Linked DNA regions of Mus musculus: region 1 is linked to region 2. The links are chromatin contacts, found by Hi-C in ENCODE. All regions are on one chromosome and are shown on one strand. The core of a region is the stretch at or near the end of the contact, and the rest is flanking DNA. Distances in the headings are between cores, read along the strand shown.

The links. A loop is a pair of places that touch in the nucleus more often than their neighbours do.
Region 1: a loop to region 2 is called in a map of heart, with 5 times the contacts of the local background. The contact joins the promoter of Wipf1 here to the enhancer-like site in region 2. A Hi-C loop is called at or near these places in 11 of 37 maps with a recorded cell type or tissue (T-helper 2 cell, adrenal gland, gastrocnemius and 2 more).

The regions. Positions count from the first base shown.
Region 1 is chr2:73,527,557-73,531,682 of GRCm38, forward strand. It overlaps Wipf1 (WAS/WASL interacting protein family, member 1), which reads right to left and starts at 1,931. Exons shown (of 8, transcript NM_153138.4): 1 at 1,771-1,931.
Region 2 is chr2:73,490,415-73,494,892 of GRCm38, forward strand. The region is part of intron 1 of Wipf1 (WAS/WASL interacting protein family, member 1); the gene reads right to left. Among named protein-coding and RNA genes, the nearest start is that of Wipf1, 37 kb to the right of the region's middle. Within about 2 kb of position 1,674, at least 2 of the 3 ENCODE cell types and tissues checked have a DNase peak (open chromatin) inside an H3K27ac peak, as active enhancers do; they include gastrocnemius and heart, where a contact is called at or near this core.

The DNA.
Region 1 (4,126 bases), core at 681-3,180, 37 kb after region 2:
GCATCACCGTGGAAAGTGCTCAACTTTAAAACTACAGCTATAGTTAGGAACACATTCAGTTATCCAAGACTGTGAGAAAAAACGGAGTATCATGAACATTCATGAAACCTGGCTCATGGCGGCCAAAGCACCTTGGCACGGTCAATTTAAAAGACACAGGCATTCTGCTCTTTGCTACCTACCAACTCTCTGGCAGTTCCTTTTTGCTCTTGTGTCTTGTTGTTACACGGTGCCTGGTGACTGGTTACTTTGTATCAAATTGCTTCTTGCTGTCTCATAACCTGTTATCCTGTTCTAGCCTCACACCCAGCGGTGGAAAGACTGTCAACCGAGTCACACAGTAGGTTTAAGGGCATCCGGCAGTAGCTAAACACACAGAAGAAAATGTGTGAAATGGACAACGGAAGTAAGATGCGAATCCCTCCATCTGCAAATAAGTTCATTCTCCCTTTCTATCCCAGAGTTTGATCATTCCCTGCTTTCAGATCTCTTTGCTTTCCATCACGTAATCTAAAAGCGCTCATGTGATTCCCAAAGAGAAAAGCTACTCAGGGAAGACGGTGATGTCGCTGAGCGGATCCAGAACACTTGGAAAACCCAGTCTGCAGCTTCTCTTCAGCCGGCAACCGGCACTCACAGATATGTGTACGATCTGTACACATATGTGTACACCACCCCATGCCTCTGAGAGGATCAGCCTGGTGAACCGCAACTGGCAGGTAATCAGGGTAGAAGGCAGTGCCCTGAGCACTGTAAGAAGCAGAGAGCCCATAGTTTATGAAAGACTTTCTCTCTTTAAGAAGTCAAAAACATGATCTACAAACTTTTAAGTTATTTATCAATTATTGAAATAAGCATTTTTTGAGGAGGCAAAAAAAAATCTATCAAATGAAAATACAGTATTCAAATTATATGGAAGCTGTTAAAAGAAAACCTACCCAGGCTGCACACGTGTCCGCTGTCCCTGTGGGTCTACCTGCAGGCCCGCTCAGGAACCAGAGAGATGAAGGGCAAGGAAGATCCAAGACAGACTAGCGATTTTCAGAGAAAGAGACCAAATCTGCTCACTGTAGAAACCCTGAGGGGTTAGGAGCCTATAGCCCGGGGATATTCCTTGGAGATTAAGCAAGACCCAGTCAAACCAGGTTCCACACAGACACACCTTTTGTTAATCTGAGTTCAAAGTCTAGCCACAAACCGAGGATCTGGGTCATCCCTATTGGATTTCTCTTGCACTAGTTAAGTTTCACTGTTCTTTCTTTGAAAAGAAAAGCATGCTAAAGTAGCGGGAGATGAAGGCTGAAGGGAAGCGGTCCACGATTTAGGGAGAGGCCCCGGGCGCAAAGCCCTGACCCGAGCTGGCCGCCCTTTCAGGAGCAGACATAGGCACCTAGAGCGCGCCCATACCCGGGATCAGGCTGCCCGGGAGCACTGGAGCCAAGTTCTGGGAGCCCTAAACTCCAAAGTCACCCGCCCTCGGTGGAGATGGAGTTGCAGATGCGGTTCCCGGGCATCCCAGGGAGACCGCGGTTAGATCCATCGGGTCCACGGGCGGTCCTGGGTCGGTGCAGCCCCGCAGCGCTCAGCGGGGATCGCGGCATCTCGAGCCCCGGCAGCCGCCGCCCCTTCCTCCCGCGCGGGCTGGACCGCGGGCCTGAGCGGGGATCGCTCCCCTGGGCGCCGAGGACGCGGCCCCGACAACCCGCCCGTCTGCACCCCAACTCCGTGCACCCCGGACGCGCCCTGCATGGTGGGGCGCGGCTCCCTTACCGTGCAGCGGCTCCGGGCGGCTCCTCGGCCCCGCGGCGCGCGGGGCATTTTTTTCTGGGAAACTTCTCTCTGGGTCCGCAGGGCTGAGCCGGGGCGGGCAGGAAAAGCGCTCCGCGCCGGGAGGCTGCGACCATCCGGGAACTTCGCCGAGATGTGCGCCCTCCCCCTCGGCCCGCGTCCTCCCCCTACGGCCCCCGCCACACGCGGACGCCGAGGCAGCCGCTGGCCCTTCGCCCTTCGCCCTCGCCGCGCCCTGACTTCCGAGGCCGGCGGGACCGGAGCCTGGGCTGGGCTCTCCCCGGGGCGGAGGCCGAGGGGTCCGGACCTGCGTGCGCCCAGGAGCCGGACCTGGAAGGGATACCCAACCCAAGACGCTGTCCCTAGAAACTACCCGGGCCTCCGAGTGGGGTGCTCTCCCCCCAACACAGGGAAAGCCTTTTCCGGTCATCTCCACTCCGCTCCCGAATCAGAGGGCGCCCCCCGCTTTGAGAAACTTAAAAGTTTCCATTCACTGTAAAAACTGGCTTCTAAGATGGAGTGGCCCCACTGAAGCCCAAGGGCCACGCGCGTCCCCAATCCCCGCCCACTGGGAGCGCACAGCTCTTCCCAGGGTAAGGTGCCTATCGGTTGGGATTCTTGGAATCTTTTTTTTTTTTTTTTCCACCGACTTCTGCAAACATAGAAAGATCAAGAGCCGAGCGAGTATAAGGAGAAACCCGAGGCCCTTTCACATGGCTCTTGCCAGTTCTCAAAAACACCACTATCAGGCCTTAAAGGCAAGTTAACACTGGGATGACACATTAGAACATATACATTTGAAAGACAAAGACAGTTATGGTCAGTATAACTACTGGACCGGATAGTAAAGCTACCGAGACGACGTAGCTCTCTGGGTAAAGGCAGGGAAGCTTTGAAAGATGCACCTCAGAATGTGGCATCTAGAATGCCTCGGCTTCAGGCTTTCTGTGCTGAGTTGTCCCTATGTGTGCAGTCTCTGTGACATGCTTCTGGCGGATACGATAATCCTGGAAAGACAGCGACAGGGCCACCTCTCCTAAACTCTTATTAGCGTTTTTTTTTGTTTTTTTTTTTGTTTGTTTGTTTGTTTTTTTTTTTTTTTTGGTAGGAGTCTCTAAATGCACTCTTTCCTTTTTGTTTTGTTTTTGTTATTTTTAGGTCTCACCATGAATTCCAGGATGGTTACAAACTCCCACTGTTAACTGTATTCGTCTAAGGTCTATGCTATATTTGCCTTTTATGTATGTATTTATTTAATGTGTACAAGTGGTTTGCCTGCAAATATATCTATCTGTATCATGTGCTTGCCTGGTGCCACAGAGGCCATAAGAAGGTGTGGGATGCCCTGATAATGGAATTACAGACGGTTGGGAGCTACCACGTAGATGCTGGGAATCTAAGTGTCCTCTGTTAAGAGCAGCAAGTGCTCTTAACCGCTGAACCATTTTCTCCAGTTCTGGCGCATTGAGTTTGGATCTTTTCCTGGGTTAGCAGTGTGTGGTAAATATTCCTTCTTGTTGCTTGACAACACAGGGAATCCATGAGGAGGGTAAACAATCCATACTATGCTGCATTGTGCCGCCGGGTTGCTAAGCAGTGGGAGCAGCCAGGGACATTAAGTACACGTTCAGCTCGAGATGGTTTCTGCTGACATTTGGTCTTTCTATTGTAGACAGAGGCGCTCTGAACCTATTCTGCTTCTTGTTTCATGACTCCCATCTTGGGAGCCACTCTAACTCCTAATCCAGTGCCTTTGGACCTCCCACCCCCTTATAACCAGGACTTTATTTTGGTTACCTTCTCCTGAATAGATGGCAGTCTCAAACACCAGATAAGGGAGCTTACCTGCCTCATTGAGTTCTCACAGGAACCTCTGTGAAATAGGCATCTGTCTCTATTGTACACACTGAACAGTGCCCTCCAAAGCCTGGCTGACCTGCTCAAGATCTCTTAGCATATGAATTTCTAAATTCAGATCATTATGGTGTTAATACCTCGATCCAACCACCAAGCCATAAGTCTCTCAACTTGATTTCCTGTTTGTTCCACCTCTGAGCTGCTACTTTCAGGAGTGACCTGAATTAAGATCCCCGAATGCTAAGCCAGGAAAGAAAGACAGTGTTACAAGCTTTAGTAAAGAAGTGTTGGTGTCCAAGCAGATCTGGTTAAAGGCTCTGTGCTAGGTTAGGTTCTGTCTTCTGGGTTCATGCAGGAAGGATGTGGAGTGCCAGATGAATGGAGCTCTAAACTTGGCCAAGGGAAGCAGCAGAGGACCAGGATGTGCTGGGGAGGGCGGTGTCTGAGCCGCACGAGTGCTTAGCATATTTAATAGACATAT
Region 2 (4,478 bases), core at 424-2,923:
GAAATATAGCTTCATGTTAGTAACAATAATGGCAGAGCTAAGGGTGACATTACAGAGCACTTGAAACTGTTCTCTTTGGAGGTATATGAGGGATAGGATAGAGTCTTGCTATGAAGCCCAGACTGGGCTCAAATTTGCAATCCTCCGGTCTCAGCTTTCTGAAGACTGGAGTGCCACTACACCAGGCTCTAGAAATGCTATCAGAGGGCAGAGGGCAGACTGCAAGCTCCCCACTGACTTCCTCCCTTCCTGTATGGAGGGTAAACTATAGTTCTAACCAATAGTGTGGAGTAGAGGCATCCAGGAAACCAAAGCTGGGACACAGCCAAGACCATCCTGGGGGGGGGGGGGGGGAATGTCAAACTTTAGGCTCTGAGGCCCACAGACACTAGGACAACCTGCTACAGGATCTACAGGAGAGAAGTTGCCCAAGGTGTTTCTGACTACCTCACGCCTCATTACTAGAGTGACCAGCTAAGGTATCTGCTCTAGAATGAGGCAGGATCACAGGAATGCTAACACATCCTCTAAAGAGCTAAGGAATTCAACTGAGAAAAGCAGCCAGAAGTCTGACTTTCCTAATGGACAGCTAAGAAGTCAGAGGACTTGGACCCTGTAAACTTCTCATTTCTGAAAATGAAGTAGTTGTCAATCTTTTAAACATTGGTATGACTAGGGGTGGGAGGAAGGAATTCTGGCCACAAAATGCATGTGTTGGTTGTACAGCAGTGTGTGTATGTGTGTGTGTGTGTGTGTGCACATTTTACATTTACAATGTATGCATTTGAGTAACATTTAAATTCCATACTTAATTTTTCACAGACTGGAGCGACAGTAAAGAAGGAAGAGGGATAGAGATCTAGGAACAATCGAAATAACTTCCAGGAACTCCGATTTACTGCTCAGAAACTGGTTAGGTAGGACTGCCAAGAATCGATAGACTGCTAGATAACAGTGCTTTTGTTTAAGCATAAGTAGATCAATTTTAATTATTCAGGTTTATCGTCCCAAATGGAGAGAGCCACCTTTCAAGAATTAAAGGGATTTCCCCCAAACCAGTAAATAAGTGGTGGACCTAGGATTTGATACCAAAGCTTCTGACAGCATCCAGTGTCACTTCCTGTGCACGTGCAAACAGTCCTCTTGCTGTTCAGGCTCCGAGAGAGGAGAGCCAGAGTCCGTCCATGCACATTGCCCTGGGTTGTCTAGGAAAAAGCGTCCCACTGAAGTCAGCTTGTCCAGACAGACAGAGAGCAACTGCTTCCCTCAGAAACTGTGGGGGGATTTTTGGGGCATTACATCATGTAAAGGCTTTCCCCTTCCCACTCATTCGAAAAGACTACATGCACGGAATCTGTGAGCCCTTGGAGCAGTTAAAGGGAAGTTGAAAGGTTGACAAAGTTCTCCTGATGGTGCCCCACACAGTGGAACGTTGTTTGTGTGGTTGCAATGTAATGGAAGCTGGAATTATCAGGCTTTGGACCATCTGCTCCCAAAGTCAGAGCCCTCCCTCCCTCCCTAGCTGGCTCACTATCTGGCATGCCACAGGGCCTGACGCCATACACCAAGTTGGCTTCTTTCAACCTTACGGAACTGGATTGCAAATAACCAAGCTGTTTGTTCATCTTTATGGCTAATCAAGATAGAAGGGAAATGAGGAGTTTCTTTGTTCATAAAAAGAATGGCTAGGGACACAGAAAAGCCATGCTGCTACACAGGTCTCCTCCAGGGGGGGCCCTAGAGCTGAGAGGATGAAGGACACATGCCCCATCCCTAACCCAGATACTAGCTCCAAATGATAATGACTAGCAAATTGAAAATTAGAATTTAGTGTTCTCCAAAGGAGTCTCACTGGGGACACAAACTGTTCCTCAGGGTAGGGCATGCCCAGGAGTAAATGCCAACAGAAAGCAAGCTCAAGGGAGTCTTTGTTGGGTCACTGCCTCACAATGTTGGGTCAGGCTTTTTTCCTTGTCTTTTTCTTTTTGTTTTTTTTTTATATATGTATTTTTTTATTCTCTCTTTTTTACCTTACAGGTCTTTTGCATACATAGCATCACAGTATTATGGAATTCCCGAGAATGAGAATGTGTGTCTCTTTTTCTTGTGTCTTCCTTGGGCTTTTTTTCTTTCTTTCTTTCTTTTTTTTTTCTATTTTGTTCTATCCCAATGTGTAGATTTTTTTATTCCTATTTTATCATTATCCCATAGAAGCCTGTGTATTTGCTAATGAGAGACAGAAAGGGGGTGGATCCTGATGGGAGGGAGGTGGGGAGGAGCTAGGAGGAGCAGAGGAAGGGAGAACCATAATCAGGAGATATATATGTATATGTATATGTATGTATGTGTATATATATATATATATATATATATATATATATATACACGTGAAAAAAAAAAACAAAACTATTTTCAATAAAAGAAAAAAACCCTGAAAGATAAAATAATATTTAGAAAGTCCCTATTTTAAAAGTGAATTATGAAAACACGAGTGTTCTCAAAATGATAATTATGTAATTATTAGGAATAAAAATAATTGTTAGTCATAAAAAAAAATTCCTGTTGTCACCCAGGATGAGGTTAAGAATCACAGTAAATACAGGATTCCAGAAGCAGGCAGGACAGTTCTAAGAACCATGATGCCTGTGTTCATACGCTACTCAGTGTGTGTGTGTGTGTGTGTGTGTATGCATGTGTGTGTATGTATTGTGTATTTGTGTGTATGTGTGTGTACGCATGTGTATATATGTTTATATGTATGTGTGTGTGTGTAAGCTGGAAATTAACATCAGCTCTCTTCTTCAATTTCTCCCTCTCTCCCCACCCCCTGTTCCCTCTCCCCACCCCCCCTCTCCCGCTCCCGCTCCCCACCTGAAGTGGGGTTTCTCACTGACCAGAGCTCACAGGTTCTGCTGAACTGGTTGCCCAGCAAGCCTCAGGAATGCCCCTCCGACCTCCACTTGGATTACATCCATCTACCAGGGCATGGATTATAAGCACATCACTTTAGACCACTTTTTATGTGGGCCCTGAAGGTTAAACTCAGATCCTCACACTTGGATGGCAAGAACTCCTACCACTTTGCCCCTGTCCTTTCTTGTAGACTGAAGGCGTGCCATTCTTGATAAGTAGAGAATTTTAGGCTCAGGAAGTTCTAGATTAGCAAAACAACTGGTCAAGCAAGGGACTTCACTTCTGAGGTGCTCTGCATGCAGACGACAAAGGCTATTTGGGAATCAGGAGGAATGAAGTTTAGATCATTCTAGGAAGCCTCAATTAGAGCTCCACAAAACAGCTATGAGCCTGCAGGTGGTACTGCAGCACTTATTACAACATTGCCATGATAAATAGGCAAGAAAAGCACCATTGTTAATGGGAAGCCATGTGCTTGGGAGAATTAAAACCATACTTAGAATCAGCCCTGGGCTCTGAGGGAAGAACAGGTACCCTCACTGAACTTCGGGGAAGTGTGTGTATTATAAACACTTACTTAGTGCCTTTTGGAGAAACCTGGATTAAAGAGATGTGTTCTTTAAGGCTCCTGGTATTAAAGTGGGTGTTCTCTGATGGAGACTCCAGGGAGAATCTGGTCGTGGGAAGCCCCAGATTTATGCAGGGTATAATTAGAGTGGGGGTCATATCCAGCTGAGTAACAGCAAACCCAACCTGATGTGTTTATCCTATTTTTTTTTTCCTGGACTCTGATTTTGATTTTGAAGTGGCTGCAGACAGCCTAAATTACATGCTCTGCAAAGGAAGTAAATTTACAGAACACAAACATCTGTCAAGAGTTTATTAATTAGTAATAGTCATAATGAACGAGGAACACCATACTTTGTATATCAACATCTATTATTTTCTTTGCCTTCAATCAGCTCTTGGAAATAAAGTTGGTACTCTGGGCAATGCCTAAAATTTACTAAATTACTGTTGTATATACCTCAATGACATACTTAGGTACTAAACACAACATAATACCCGCCAATTAACTTCCAAGGACAAATTTATATACAGAAATAACCAACCACCTTTGTTTAATAACATGAAGTGTGTTTATTGAGACGTGTCTCCTGAACATTTTGGACAGACTTCACTTTCAAAAAGATACCATGGAGCATCGATCACAATGGTAAGAGACAACCAAAGAGACTCTTTGGCATGTTACATCGTGCTGATTGCAAGTTTCAGTTTTATGGATTTTTAAAAACATACTTGTTAGTGTGTGTGTGTGTGTGTGTGTGTGTGTGTGTGTGTGTGTGTGTGTGTGTGTGTGCATGGTCGGGGGAAAGCATGTGTGCCACAATACATGTGTGTGGAAGTCAGGGGACAACTCTGTGGAGTCAGGCTATCTCTTCCCATCTTTATATGGATTCCATGCAAATGCATTTACCAGCTAAGCTGTCTTCCTCTCTGGCCCCAGTTTTTAATAAACTCTACTTCCCTCATTATTGGAAAATCACTACTATAAACTATAAAAT